Regions from separate parts of the Homo sapiens genome. Here regions 2, 3 and 4 are each linked to region 1. Evidence: chromatin contacts called from ENCODE Hi-C or POLR2A ChIA-PET data. All regions are on one chromosome and are shown on one strand. Each heading gives the region's core, a stretch centred on a gene start or an enhancer-like site at or near the end of the contact. The rest is flanking DNA. Distances are from core to core; before and after follow the strand shown. Region 1 overlaps PTPN4 (protein tyrosine phosphatase non-receptor type 4). Region 2 has its middle 33 kb from the start of INHBB. Region 3 overlaps EPB41L5 (erythrocyte membrane protein band 4.1 like 5). Region 4 overlaps EPB41L5 (erythrocyte membrane protein band 4.1 like 5).

Region 1 (3,712 bases), core at 538-3,037:
AAATAAGGAGCAGTACCAGTTTTTAAAGCTCCTAGAGGTCAAACAAAATGAGCCTTGATAAACTGATGAATTTCTTAACTAGATAATAATCACTGAGGAAGCAGTTACAGTAAAAGAATAAAGGTTGAGATAAGATTGCAATATTTAGGTGCTTGATTACAAACTGGTTAAGGTGACTCTTGTTATAGTCCCCAAAACACATGTAAAATAGAAATGGGGGGAGAGGCAAACTTCAAAAATAAAAACTTGATTTTAATTAAAATACAAGAATGTGACTTCAAATGTCATGGCAAACCACCATCCACTGTTGTTAGTCTTCTAAAGGAAAAAGAATTAATAACTTACTGTTCAAAAATGCTTAAACCTACAGTTAAATGTGATGGACTGAAAATGTGTTTACCTTTACTCATTCCTGAAAGCCCACTAATTTGAGGGGGAAAAAAAAAGAAGGAATGTACTAAAAACATAAAAACCACAAGAACAACAAAAGGAGAGAAGATATCGGCTAAAGAGATACTAACACACAGGCCGGGTGCGGTGGCTCACGCCTGAAATCCCAGCACTTTGGGAGGCCGAGGCAGGTGGATCACGAGGTGAGGAGATCGAGACCAACCTGACCAACATAGTGAAACCCCGTCTCTACTAAAAATATAAAAATCAGCTGGGCATGGTGGCACATGCCTGTAGTCCCAGCTACTTGGGAGGCTGAGGCAGGAGAATCACTTGAACCCGCAAGGTGGAGGTTGCAGTGAGCTGAGATCACGCCACTGCACTCCAGCCTGGGCAACAGAATGAGAATCCATCTCAAAAAAAAAAAAGGGGGGGGGAGGGGATACTAATACACTTTGGAAGATAGAAAGCATGTGGAAGAGACAGCAGAGCTAAACACCAAATACCTGCAGAGAAAGATATCAACAGGAAGCAAATCAAATATACAGAAAGGCTCAAACATTGGAGGATAAGTGTGAGAAACAGCAAGATAAGGCATGAGGCTAAAAATGGGAAAGGAAGGTTGAAGATCCATGTAGGGAACAGTTGTGTCCCTCAGTTCTCAATCCCATACCTCCCCTGAATTATTCTAAGATAAACTGAAGTGGCTTCAAATCTAGGGACATCAAGCATAGTGGAAAGCAAAAGAGTGTCATATTGCAAGCTGGTGGATTTCATGCACAATCTACATGAAATTTAAGCAAAAAAAAAAGTGAAAAGGAAAACACGTTTTAAATGTCTACAAACAATACGTCATACATAAACAATCAGGAATTGAAATAGTATCAGACTCCTCATCAGCAATATTAATAGAAGGCAATATTTTCAAAACTCTGAGAAATTATTTCCAATCTAAAATTCTCTACCCAAACTATCAATTAAGTCTAGGGTAAAACTTAAGACATTTTCAAAAACGAAGGATATAAAGAACTAGCACACATCCCACACAAGATATTCTTGATGAAGAAAAATGAAAGTCATCTCACAGTGATTCAAAGTAAGTGATGTCAAAAAATACAGTGAATCCAAAGTTGTAAATTAACCTAGTGCTAAAATTAAGTACCTATTTAATGTATCAAGTGCCTATCAACATCCAGATTTTACATGAAAAAATTAAATAATTGCAAAAGAAAGCCAAAACTACATGCTCTGAAGTTTATCATAAACAAATCAAATGAATCATCAAAAGGAAATGTCTGCACATTCAAAAAAAAAAGTGTCATAATACTATTACTAATTCCTCACATAGTACAGCTGTCACTTTTCTTGGTGGAAACCAAACTGATACACTAAAAATTATAGAGGCCAGAGGCGGTGGCTCACACCTGTAATCTCAGCACTCTGGGAGGCCCAGCTGGGCAGATCACGAGGTCAAGAGATTGAAACCATCCTGGCCAACATGGTGAAACCTCATCTCTACTAAAAATATAAAAATTAGCTGGGCATGGTGGCAGGCGCCTGTAGTCCCAGCTACTTGGGAGGCTGAGGCAGAAGAATCACTTGAACCTGGGAGGCGGAGGTTGCAGTGAACCGAGATCACGCCACTGCTCCAGCCTGGTGACAGAGTGATACTTTGTCTCAAAAAAAAAAAAAAAAAAAATTATGGATAGAATTCAAAAGGTAAATGGAAAAACAGAGTCATAAAATGTCACTAGGAATAATATTTAAGAGGAAGAGCTACTATACTGAATTACCAAGAGGATAAAGGAGTTTCAGGATAAATATTTTCAAAAGTAAATCTTGCTATGTGTGCATACATGTATACGTGTATACATATACACATGCAAGTCCAGCTTTACATACACACACATGTGTGTATGTAAAGCTGTGTATATATATATGTAAAGTATACATATATATATGTGCAAGTCCAGCTTTATTTTAAACATTTGGAAGCATAATTATTAAGTCTAATTATTGAAAAGAATGTTAAATAATAAGGGCAAAGACTCAAATAAATGGATATTACCTTTAATATGAAACCAAATTCCTGATATACAGATACTGAACTATCCAATTTGAGTTAGGAATAAACATTATGAATGGTGGGTTCAAAGATAAGATGCAATTTCTTCTCTAGAGTATTATGATCAGCAGAGCACATCCATCAACATCAACACCAACACCAGCATCTGGGCAAAGAGCCAGACCTTCCAGGTCTTCCCACCAGGGCTTCCTTGGGGGATTCTTGAATCCACATGGGAATCAGGACAGACAATTACCCAGGGGAAGCAGTGAGGCAGCAGAGAGTGAGTCATGTAGCTTCCTTATGTGATAACTATAACTCTTTCTATGCTCACCAACTCCATTCCAATGAATACTGAAAGTTTCTTTATGCAAGTACTAGGAAGAAAACAGAGCTATGTCATACATCCTTTCCCAAAGAACAGATCACATCTATCACAGATGGACATGCTATTAAATGAGCTTCAGGAGAGACATACAAAGCACTATGATGGCAAAAATATTTAAATGATTATTCCCTTCAAGAATATGAAATAAGTCAAAAGGCAGCACATTTAAGAGCCAAATAGGCCAGGCACCGCGGCTCATGCCTATAATTCCAGCAGTGTGGGAGGTCGAGGTGGGAGGATCACTTGAGACCAGGAGTTAGAGACCAGCCTGAACAACATAGTGAGACTTCGTCTCTAAAGAATTTTTTAAATTAGGTGGTCATGGTGGCGCATGCCCGTAGTCTCAGCTACTTGGGAAGTTGAGGTGGGAGGATTCCCTTGAGCCCAGGAGTTCAAGCCTGCACTAAACTATGGTGGTACTACCACATTCCATCCTGGAAGATAGAGCAAGACACTGTCTCTAAACAAAACAAAAAAAACAACAGCCAAGTATTCCTTACACACTGTGAATACAGTAGAGAAAAAAAGGGCATAGGCTAAAATATTTATGAAATATTTTTAAGATGCTAGATATGTAAACAAACAAAAAAGTTAAATAATTAAGCATTAATAATTTATCAGCCAAGGACAGAAGCTTCTCTGACAACGGCTATGCCCAGATCAACTTGTGTGAAGGTGCATCTCAAATGTTGCAGATGAAATCTTCTAAAATATCAAATCCATTAGCCCAGCTGTTTAGGGTTCCATCTTTGGAAAGCAAGGGCCATTTCGATTTTATAAGATGAATATATTTACTATTATTAACTGAGATCTAAGTCCTATTTGGCTCAACTATCTGGGTCAAGTAAACAATGAATCAGAAAATACAG
Region 2 (3,271 bases), core at 684-3,183, 490 kb before region 1:
AAGAGTGAGGACACCTGCGGTGTCACCCTGCGGGCAGCCAAGCTCCTATGGTGCTTTCGGGTGGGAGGCCGCCCTCAGCCAGCGGGCGAGAGAGAATCCATCCCAGAAGCCGCTGGAGGGCAGGAAGGAAAGGATTATGGCTCAAAGGGAATGACACAGTGATGGAGAAACAAGCTGCTGTTCTGTGTGTGGACGAGTGTGCCGGGGGCAGGAGGCGGCACCGACGATGTCACCAGGGAGAAAAAATTACCTTGAAGCCCGTGGAGTGAAGAGTGTTCAGGACAGAGATGGGAAAGCCTGGGCCTGAGGAAGGCACAGATTGTGGTCAGTTGTTTAAGGACAGAAGAAGTTAGGAAAACACTGCCCTGGGTGATTTGCCTCCTACACAACAAAGGTTTCCTCCAAGGCTAGTGCAAGCTGGCAGGAAGCCCGTCATCTTCCGTGAGCCCAGCCACATCAGCAGCACAGGCTTCCACCTTTGCGCTGCTTCAGAAGAGCTTGCTCAGTCTGGCTGTGGCTGTTAAAAGTGTGCTTGGCTTTCTAATTAAAAATAAAACCTCAGTCGAGGGATGAAAGAAAGTGCTTTGGAGCTCTTCCAGGGACCCACCGCATACAGGTGGGGAAGGAGGAGGCTGGGGAGGGAAGGAGGGCCGGGGGAGGCTGACACAGCACCCGCATCCATGAAGAGCAGAAGCCCAAAGATGTCTTTCCCCGCACAGACCAAGGATCTGTGATTTCGGGAGCGCAGAAGGAAAGGCACAGGACAGGAGGGGAGAGGTGTGAACATCTATGGCAAGGCGAGTCCAGCTACTGTTAGCTGGGTGACAAGGAGCTGCTACGACAAGCCTGCGTGGAGATTTAGGCAGCATATGGTCACCGTTTCATTATGTGCAAGTGGCTTTCTGCTGCCAGCTCCGTCCGGAGCTCCTGGAGGCAAAGCTGAATTACAGGGTCTGGAAGGTGAGCCCATTTCCCAGACTCCACAACCCCCGCAGTCAGAGACAGTCTCCCCACACCACAGCTCTAGGTCAGACACACGTGGCTGGAACAATGTAGAAGGACAAAATGACGCGTAAGACAAGATGGTCACCACGACCTGCCACGCACCCAAGCAGAATATGCCAAAAGTGTCCCGTGGTCCAGCTCACAGGTCACGGTCAGAACCCACCCAGAGGACTGCCCGCGGGTGAGAGTGGTGCGTCCCCTGCCCGGCTGCCCCAGACCTCTGAGGTCAGCTTGCTCGGGTGTGAGAGGGCAGTCCTTGAAGTGAAGGCCATTGCGTCGGTTCACAGCGGGTGGGGCCCGGGGCAGCCGCTGCACAGGGCTGCTGTTGACACGGCGGGAATGTTTCTTGAAATCAAGGTCCGCTGCAATCTGGGGGAAGGCGATGGAGCCCGGTGCTCCTCGGGGCGGGCGTGGCTCCGCCTGGCTGTGGGGTCCTCCTGCTTCTGTTTCATCTGGAGGAAGAGTTGGCTGGGATTCCGGCTAAGGGCTGGGGCCTCCCTTTACTCTCCAAATCTTTTCTCAGTAAACAAAACTCAGTGTGGGAACAGGATTCCTATCAATTACAATACAAACTGATTGATGCCATAAAAGCGAAACCACCGGCCCTCACAAACAGTGCGGCTTATGTTGTCTGCCCCGCTCTCCGAAGGAAACCTTCCCTTCAAGAGTTTGTGTGTTGTTTACCCTTCTTCTTGGCGCACACACAAAATCCAAAGCCTGTAATAGCGCAGGTCATTAAAGGAAACAACTGCACTTGGGCCTTTTTCAAGGGAGTGATTCAGGCAGGTGCTCTCCTCGCCGAGTCAGTTTACAAAGCGTTACCAGAGCTCCCTCCGCCGAGAGCGGGGCAGGCCAGCCACGCAGCGTTTTCTCGGGAAAACGCACTTTCCCGTGGCCACTAGGCGGAGCTAGGTGTTTACCAAAAAGGGCAGCTTGAGCTTTGGTGCCGCTGGGGACTTACGATATTAAAATGTCATTTTTATATGCAACTACCCTTTACACATAAAAGTGAAATGGAGTGGGAGCTATAAGAAGCACCTGAAAGTTTCATGCTGGGGGAAGCCCCCCGTATGTGGTCGGGAAGGAATCCGTGTCTCATTTTAAGTGCGGAGAATGGGAGGAAGGGAGGAGGTAGAGGAACCCTCCAGAACCTGAGGCGCCACGTAGTCCTGATTCGCCTCTCTCCATCTCCCAACCGGAGCAGTCCTGAGAACGCGGAGACCGGCACCATTCACTGCGCAACTAACTTCACCGCCTGCTGTGCTAGGTCGCTGCGCCCAGGGACCCACGTACCAAGAAGCAATGCTGACACCCTCCCTGTCCAGCAGCTAGGGTTGCCAGGGGATGTGAAAGGATTCTGAAAAGATAATGCAATCTTCAGACGTTGTTAGGACTGTTTTGTTATTATTATCAGGAAACAGACGTAAACTGAAGAGGGAGACATAAAGCATTGGCTGTGTGATAAGTCTTTTTTCAAACTCATGTTTTCTGACACTTTTTAACACACATCCTCGTTGATAGAATTTCCTTCTCATCCGGGCGTGATGGCTCATACCTGTAATCCCAGCACTTTGGGAGGCCGAGGTGTGTGGATCACCTGAGGTCAGGAGTTCGAGACCAGTCTGACCAACATAGTGAAACTCCATCTCTACTAAAAATACAAAAAAATCAGCCGGGTGTGGTGATACACGCCTACTATAATCCCAGCTACTTGGGAGGCTGAGGCGGGAGAATTGCTTGAACCCACAAGGCGGAGGTTGCAGTGAGCCAAGATCGCACCACTGCACTCCAGCCTGGGCAACAAGAGCGAAAGTCTATCTAAAAAAAAAAAGAAAAGAAAAGAAAGAAAAGAAAAAAAGAATTTCTTTCTCGGATAACTTTAGAAAGAAATCATGGCGGGGAGCATAAGTTTGTACATGGTCATCAAGTACACAAGATAACCAGAGCTCAGAGCAGCCCCGCCCCAGCATCAGGGATGGTGAATGAACCCTTAGGGCCAGGGTCTGCAAGTCCACAGTGGAGTCACCTGTGAGGCTTCTTCCTGTAGGTGGGCAGAGGAAGAGCTAGAGGGCCCCAAACAGGTTCCAATAGGAATCTCTGGATCCGTTTATGGCTAATCAATGATGAACCAGAAGAGGAAAGCTAGTTGCTAATTTCCAAACAAACCACGAAAAAACATAGGAAATGATAAGTTTATTAAAGCAGCATGCTTTTTAAAAAGAAGGCTAATTTTTCGGCTGAGCGCGGTGGCTCACGCCTGTAATCC
Region 3 (3,728 bases), core at 175-2,674, 290 kb before region 1:
AATAAATTGTTACGGGAAAGTTCCTTAAACAGAGTTTAGGGGTTGGAGAGATAAGTAGGCATTAGCAAAGGGGATTAAAAACAATGGCTTGTTAGAAGACAATGGCGTGTTAGAAGGGAGGTTAGAAGACAATAAAAAATAGTGACATCTCTAAGCTAGGTGATGACAATTTCGTGAAGTGAGCGATTTCTGAATGCTAATTAAGCTGACTAAAAGATGGACTGTGGGATTAGAAATATGCAGGTCATTTGTGATCTAATAAAGCTATTTTGGTGGAGTAGTAGCATAACACTATTAACTCAAGGCAGAGCCTTTATATGGATTAAAACAATGCTCCTCTGAAAAGACACATCCAATTTGCAAAATTGTCAAATACACTAATCTTTTCGGAACAAGACACTTAGTGCCATCTGCTGGAAAATCACTGTCATAAATTATGTGAACATCATTCTCCTAAATGTGGCACTCTTGTACAGTATGCAATCTGCACAATCATACCCAGTCCTCTGTGTCAGGGACAATGTTTGATTAGAATGGGTTCAAGAGATTAAGAGAAAGAAGAGATAGCAAGTATAGACAATTCTTACAAAGCAAACAGTTTTGCTACCTGTGAAACAAAAAAATGGAGGAATTGCCAAAAGAGGTAGATTCAAGGGAGTTCTTTTTTAAATGATGTGAGCTATCTTAGGAAGTTTTTGTTCTGATGAGAATACTTCAGTAGAAAGGGAAAACCGATGCAGTAGAACAAAACGGAGGATTGCTCAAATGATGGTCTTGAGTAACTTGAGGTGAGGATCTAAATGACTAGTGAGGACCTGGGCCTTAGAGTATGGATGGTTCACCTAGAGTAACAGCAGGGAAAGCAAGGAACAAATTCCCAAATGCAGGTAAGTTCACTGATAAAATGGTGGGAGTACAGAGAAGACCTCTTCTGATTGCTTATGTTTTCAATAAAGTAGGAAGCAAGGTCATCAGCTGAGAACAGAGTAGGAAGGGAGGAAGTGGTTTGTAAGAGGAGGAAGTGGTTTGTAAGAGGAGAAAGTCAGCCCAGCATTGTAGGAGAACAAATAGATTAAGGAAATGTAATATGGTATCAGGGAGCATTGAAGGCTCACTTGAGCTTAGTGGTCAAAATTTAAAGACCACTCAAAAATTTTGTGTGTATTTCACATTCACCAGCTATATGCAGAGTATACAGAGTTGGATTTAACCAGATGCATACAACAGGAAGAGGGTCAAGAAATTCAAGGGTATGTGGAAAGGCATAATGATAAGTGGCTGTGTATAAAGAAGACCCAATGAGGTACTCTGGTAGGTGTCCAACAAATAAGATGAATCAAAAAAAGAGATATCAATACAAGACTCCTGAAATCTTTCACTGCAACAAATGCCCCAGGCCTCCTTACCAAATGTGGATGACTCAGACTGATATTCAATGCCTTTACTACTCAAATATTTTAATGTTATTATTCCAACATGATTGTGAAATTTCAAAGTGATAACCTGGATATTCCAGAGAACCCAATCTTCCCAGGTCTTTCTAATTATCCAAGAGTTTTGCTGATGATGTCCCCAGAAAGATTTAATGCGAGTTATTAAACACAGGTCTTATCTCCAAACTTCTACAGTTTATAATTAAATAATTCCTGAAGCTATTGGTGGGGCTACAAATACAGTTTTGTAATAAGAAACTCTTCTCTGTTAATGGGTATAAATTCCAGTGGTATTTTGCATCCTCTAATGTTTTCCACAATTTATCTGAATACTCCTCTAACTAGTTCCACAAGGTAAATCAAGCCAGCAATCATCTTCCTATTATCATAACCTTTTATTTTTCATTTTTTAACTCTACCCCTAATAATTTAAAATATTTTGCATTTATTATTATCAATGATTAGTCATGTCTGTAGATGCGAGCTTTATTAAGGAATCTGCAATTTCTTACAAATCTTAATCATACACTGGATCTCAATTCTTTATTAAAAGTAGTTAAAAACAAAACAAATAAAACTTCCTTCAACAACAAAAAATGAGCTACAGCTGTCAAACCTGTTTTTATGAGGAGGTACATTATTACACCATTAAGGAAGTCTTCAGTCACAATCCTTGGAAAACACTGTTCTCTGAATCAGATATCTCTTTTCCATGCCAATATAAACACAATGCTGGCCAGCTGTCAGGAACAAAATGTAAAATGTTCACTCAAGCACCACCACCTAGAACTGAGGCCACAGCTTGTAACACAGAAGCTTAGGTAATTATCTAATAATAATAAAATTGTGACAACAATTCCTTCAGGAAGAACAGGAACAATTGTTTGTCTACTTCAGTATAAAAATAACAATAAAAAAGCCAAAGTTATTTTCCTTTCACCAATTTCTTTTAAAATTTTCTCTTCTCTTCACTCATTCTTTTAACAAAGACACTATGTATTTCCCTTCTCACCAGCCCAAAGTGCTCAAAGCAACTAAAGTGCATTACTACATTAGCAATTGTCAGGAATTGATGAAAGAAATGAAGTTCCTTGACATATTTTACACTGAAAGTGACATGCTTCATGTCCTAATTTCTACACCACCAAGGTTAACGTTAATGGAACAAGATTCCATTCTCACAATGTTTTCATGTGACTAAAGTAAAAAATTGTATGAACAGAGGATGAGAAATGTTTATGTTCTGCAAAAGGGGGTTAGAGGAAGACTACCATATCTAAATCCACGATTCATAGTATCTAGAAAGGATCTGACAAATCACATTTTATACATGGGGGTAGGGGAAGAGGCTGGCATGGAGAAGGAAGGAGAGAAAGTTGTTTCCCCACCGCAGAATTATCTCCAAATCCTAGCCCTTATGTAAAAGCATCTCACATACAAGCATTCACAACAATCCTGGAAAGCAAGATATAACTGATGATGTGGTATAACACATATTAAAATTCAGGAAGGAAGAATGTGGTGGGAAAGAGAGAAAACGTTATTGAGACAAGATGATTTTGTTTTAGCAAATCCATAAGTCCTAATACCAATCATAAAAAATAGTAACTGTAATATTTTCAAACCAATATTCAAAGACTAACACTAAAATAACAGCCTCTCAAAGCAATGAACCATGGTTTAGAAATGAAGAGTGTGCCCTGACCAAAGACAGTACCATGGCTCAAACAACTATAGCTCCCACCACTGGGGCACGATGAACTAATAGGGGACAACCACCTTCAAACTTGTTCAGTTTACATTAGTAAATAAAAAGATCCAACCTGGCGATGTACCTTTTGAACAGTGAACAACAATGAAAAGAAATTTTTAAAAAAAGATCCAACCAAGTGTTATAAATAACATTTTTTGGCCAACACTTTAAATAAACTCCCCTCCAAAAAAAAAAAGATGATTTGAATTATACTGGTATTACAATATTAGTGTTTGTATACTAGGTGCTTTTCAAAACAGACATATTATACACATAGTAGGACAAATAAAATTTATTTTTCTCTGTAAATTCATTTAAAAGTATGTTATCTATGATTATCCTATCAAGGTCAGAAATGTTAGATCTTACTCCAAGATAGGTAAACGCCTTTGAAACGCAACAAAAAGAGACGATGATCTTATGAGCTCATTTATGTTCATGCGTGAAAGTGTGAAGGTCACTAGCTTTGCTGTGTTTCTACAAGTTTCCTTGACTGTAAAAACAGTCAAAATGTAACCAACCTAATTCAAGATGTTAAATTA
Region 4 (3,649 bases), core at 644-3,143, 360 kb before region 1:
TCCACCTCCACTGCTGCCCATCCTCCATCTTCCTGTCAGTCCTTATCTCTCCAGTGAGTTGTTTTCGCTACTTATTGGTGGCTTTCATTACTTATTGCCAAAAACTTCCTCTTAGAAGAGCTCCTGGTACAGGTGATTGCATCTGGGTTCCAGCCCCTCTCCATACATCTCCAAAAAGCAGAGAAAAGCTCCTTAGTTTCCAGGGCCCAACTGGGCCTCTCTCCCAGGCAGAAAACAGAGGGGAGAGGGAAAGAGAAGACTTCCAACTTTTCTCAGCTTTGCCAACACCCATATGGTGCAGTATGACTCTGCCCAGCAGAAGTCCTGAAACCAACCCAGGTGGCACTGTTCCTCGCTGGATGGTGCAGTGCAAACCCAGAGAAGGCTGGGGACTGGTGGGCGCCAAGAGAAGGAGAAGTCAACACCTGCATACTCTACCACACGCTGTGACACACACTTCATGTGCCATTTCAGACAAAAAACCTGAGGTATTAAGCAGTAGAGCCCAGATCCGATGTCCAAAGCTGTGGTGATACTGCACCATGCTGTCCTTGGAATGACCACCGTGCCTTCCAGGATATGCTGGGGATGACCAATGAGGTTTTCAACCTTTGAAAATGCCCCTACTCCCAAATTTACACCACAAAAACATGGAAATCAACCTAAAAACAGTGCGGCTGCTTCTGCTCACTTCCTCAGGTTTGTACCAACAGTGGATCTGGTCTAACTCTGTTGAGGTCAGCATGTAGGAATCACAGTTCCAAGAAACAGAAACAGTGCACAAAAACATGAATGTCTCACGAAGGTTTATTTGAATAGAGTTACATCTAGAGTTCTCATTTCAGTGTACAAACAACTCAGTGCAGTGTTTCTAATACAAGTCATATAAAACTGGAACACACTAAATGAATAGTGCACTTGATAGAAAAATAAATTACACTTTAAATGCTACTGCAAAGTTTTACACATATAAAAGGTAAACACAAAATAGTTAGTGAGACCCTCATAACCACTTATCATATCCAGATAAGGAGATAAAAGGGGCAAAGGAATCTGTGCTATAAAAAAAAATCTCTCTGAAGAGGAGAAATCCTGACAAGTAACTGAATGATCATCTCAAGCAATGTGGTGACATAGGGACTTACAGATCGTATCTCTTAGAACTGGGAAGGAATCATAGCTCTACCAATGTGTTAACACAACCCAGTTCAGCTCAGGGCAAATTTCTATAATTCAAACAAATGTCCTCATACTAACGCCTAATATGTAGGAAAAGTTTCCAACTTTCTTCTGACCACTGAAGAGGTACAGTGTTTAAATTTTTGAGAGGATAAAAAGGACAAATAATCTAGAAATGTGTCTTCTTCAGTCTGCAGAAGACCCCAGGTCTCCAAGCAACCACATGGTCAAGGGCATGAATAATTAAAAGTTGGTGGGAACTCACAAAGACCCTCAGAGCTGAGACACCCACAACAGTGGGAGCTCACAAAGACCCTCAGAGCTGAGACACCCACAACAGTGGGAGCTCACAAAGACCCTCAGAGCTGAGACACCCACAACAGCACCTCGTTCAGCTGCCACATGTGTGAATAAGGATGCAATGTCCAGAAGTGTTGGCTGCCTCCAAGTGACAGGTAACACTGCAGAACCTATCTGAGGACCTGCCAGCCTCCCGTTTCACGCAGCCACTCTGCTGCTCTACAAAGTTTCACATCAGGGGTCAGCGGCTTTGTAAAGGGGACTCCGCAGGAACACAGCTGTGCTGGGGCTGCTGCTGCTGTACTGCGCCAGCAGAGCTGAGTGGGACAGTATTTACCATCTCTGGTCCTTTACAGAACAAGACTGCTGACTCCTCTCAATGACAAGACAAAAACTCTGCTTCTCGAGACTCTTACTTAGAAAAATAGCAGATTTTTCTCTCTGTGACTGATAAATAATTCTGCTAACAAGACTTCTGAAGGAAATCTTCATTTTGGGGCTTAGCTAAGAGAAGAAGAGGTGCAAGTTTTAGCCAGAAGTGAGAAGCATAAGATAACAAGTAGTCCAGATCCAAGAACCCAAGAACAACTCAGGGCTTTCATCCTTAAATCTCCATAGGATATCTGTGATTGTACAAAGGCAAAGGCTAGAGACAAATGTTAGGAGACTATAAGAAATATTTTTAAAAGTTTTTTCTTAAAACAATGTATAAATGTTAAGGAAGTAAGCACACAAGGAACAGAATCATTCCTCTGTTCAGCAGTGTCTCCTGAAGAGTAGGAATGAAATGACCATGACCTCCTGTGTGTCAAAAGATGATGCTACTGACATGTCACAAATTAGGTCTCACTGATTAATTTACAAGTTCTCAGGCAAAGTCTAGAGCAGGTAACTGAAACCTTCACGTCTTATTTTAAACCATCCTGTCAACTCCCACTTCCCCTATCAGGGCTATGAAATGGACTGAGTTGAGGTTCCTCTCCTGTCTGCCCGCAGGGAGGCAGCACTATCTGCTCCCCGCCACCCCACCGTGCTCCGTCCGAGGCGTGCACGGCAAACCCTCAGCAGTGCCCCCGGCTGCCCCTTCTCCAACCTCAGCCCAGTCTCACCAGCCTGCTTCTCACCCACTATCATCTCCAACCTTTCTCTTTGAACCCATCAAGGATGCCGGCACACATGCCTCTCTCTTCTCAAGAGACAGACATCTCCCCTTCCCTACCTGCCACATTCGTAGACCACCTCAGCCCTGCCTCTCCCCACCACACTGTTCTCAGGGGAGCAGAACAGGAAGAGCTGTTACAGCAGCTCTGCGCATGGCAGCAGCAGCAGCTATGACAGGAAACCAATCCCCAACACGCATTTAATCTGTCGGGGCCAATTCAGCATTCAAGTATGAACTTCCGTGTTTGCCACTTCATGTCAGGGCATGAGACAAAGTTTCCTCTGAGCTTGAAATTCAAGTGAATTTTAACAAAGTCCCTACCAATATTCTAACTGTCAAGAATACAGGTATCCAACGACATAAAGGTCACAGACTATGTCCAACTACCTAATTCCTAATTTTAGGAAGTTTAAAATAAGGATGTTGTCACCTCCTGAACTGGATGGGAGATTTAGGTCTTCCAAGGCATAATGCCTCAGCTGCTCTGTGGTGAGCAGCACAACGGTAACCCTGTAGGACATCTACGGTTGCCAAGACACTGAAAATTTGATGCTCATTCCATCATGTCCTGGGTCAAGCCCCTGGTTCTAGGTGTCACCTTCAGCTTTGAGAAAATATGTCCTATAATTAAGAACTGGCAAGAGCCCCACCAGTGAAACTCAGAAGCTGTTTTTAGCATAATGGCTAAGGGGAGGCAGCCAGCAAGAAGTGTTGACTTTCCTTCTGCAAAAATGTTTTGTGCAAACGTGGGTTCCAATCACTACAGCTCCCTGGGAAACAGTGCAAGATTAAAATTCCTGAGCTTTCCAGTCAGACACTAGTGTGCGTTTGCCTGGACACACGATTATGTTATAAGGAGCCCAGGAAAGTCCAATCCATGAAGTTTTAAGGATCTAAGACTGGATGTTCTTTTATGCTAAGCAGTACAAATTAGTGCTTAATTATATACATATTGCAGGACAGAAAACTAGAAAGCAAATTCCAGGAGGTATAGCTTAAGATCAGTTC

Evidence for each region. A loop is a pair of places that touch in the nucleus more often than their neighbours do. ChIA-PET counts read pairs that join two places held with the same protein, here RNA polymerase II (POLR2A). Pooled maps may share reads with other maps.
Region 2: a loop to region 1 is called in a map of naive thymus-derived CD4-positive, alpha-beta T cell, with 5 times the contacts of the local background. The contact joins two enhancer-like sites. A Hi-C loop is called at or near these places in 4 of 168 maps with a recorded cell type or tissue (CD4-positive, alpha-beta memory T cell, endothelial cell of umbilical vein and naive thymus-derived CD4-positive, alpha-beta T cell), 1 of 37 single-sample maps with no recorded cell type and 11 of 50 pooled maps.
Region 3: a loop to region 1 is called in a map of PC-3, with 2.6 times the contacts of the local background. The contact joins two enhancer-like sites. A Hi-C loop is called at or near these places in 2 of 168 maps with a recorded cell type or tissue (PC-3 and endothelial cell of umbilical vein), 1 of 37 single-sample maps with no recorded cell type and 7 of 50 pooled maps.
Region 4: a map of MCF 10A shows a loop between it and region 1 (14-fold over the local background). The contact joins two enhancer-like sites. A Hi-C loop is called at or near these places in 29 of 168 maps with a recorded cell type or tissue (A673, B cell, CD4-positive, alpha-beta T cell and 21 more), 33 of 37 single-sample maps with no recorded cell type and 36 of 50 pooled maps. POLR2A ChIA-PET finds 5 or more read pairs at or near these places in 5 of 52 experiments (B cell, MCF 10A, OCI-LY7 and 2 more).

What each region holds. Positions count from the first base shown.
Region 1 is chr2:119,819,471-119,823,182 of GRCh38, reverse strand. All of the region lies in intron 2 of PTPN4 (protein tyrosine phosphatase non-receptor type 4), which reads right to left. Among named protein-coding and RNA genes, the nearest start is that of PTPN4, 61 kb to the right of the region's middle. Within about 2 kb of position 1,787, at least 2 of the 41 ENCODE cell types and tissues checked have a DNase peak (open chromatin) inside an H3K27ac peak, as active enhancers do.
Region 2 is chr2:120,311,978-120,315,248 of GRCh38, reverse strand. No RefSeq gene overlaps it. Among named protein-coding and RNA genes, the nearest start is that of INHBB, 33 kb to the left of the region's middle. RefSeq lists an enhancer at 1,311-1,834. Within about 2 kb of position 1,933, at least 19 of the 41 ENCODE cell types and tissues checked have a DNase peak (open chromatin) inside an H3K27ac peak, as active enhancers do.
Region 3 is chr2:120,106,652-120,110,379 of GRCh38, reverse strand. All of the region lies in intron 16 of EPB41L5 (erythrocyte membrane protein band 4.1 like 5), which reads right to left. Among named protein-coding and RNA genes, the nearest start is that of EPB41L5, 95 kb to the right of the region's middle. Within about 2 kb of position 1,424, at least 9 of the 41 ENCODE cell types and tissues checked have a DNase peak (open chromatin) inside an H3K27ac peak, as active enhancers do.
Region 4 is chr2:120,176,260-120,179,908 of GRCh38, reverse strand. EPB41L5 (erythrocyte membrane protein band 4.1 like 5) reads right to left here. Exons shown (of 25, transcript NM_020909.4): 25 at 790-3,649. Among named protein-coding and RNA genes, the nearest start is that of TMEM185B, 45 kb to the left of the region's middle. RefSeq lists an enhancer at 2,676-2,775. Within about 2 kb of position 1,893, at least 2 of the 41 ENCODE cell types and tissues checked have a DNase peak (open chromatin) inside an H3K27ac peak, as active enhancers do.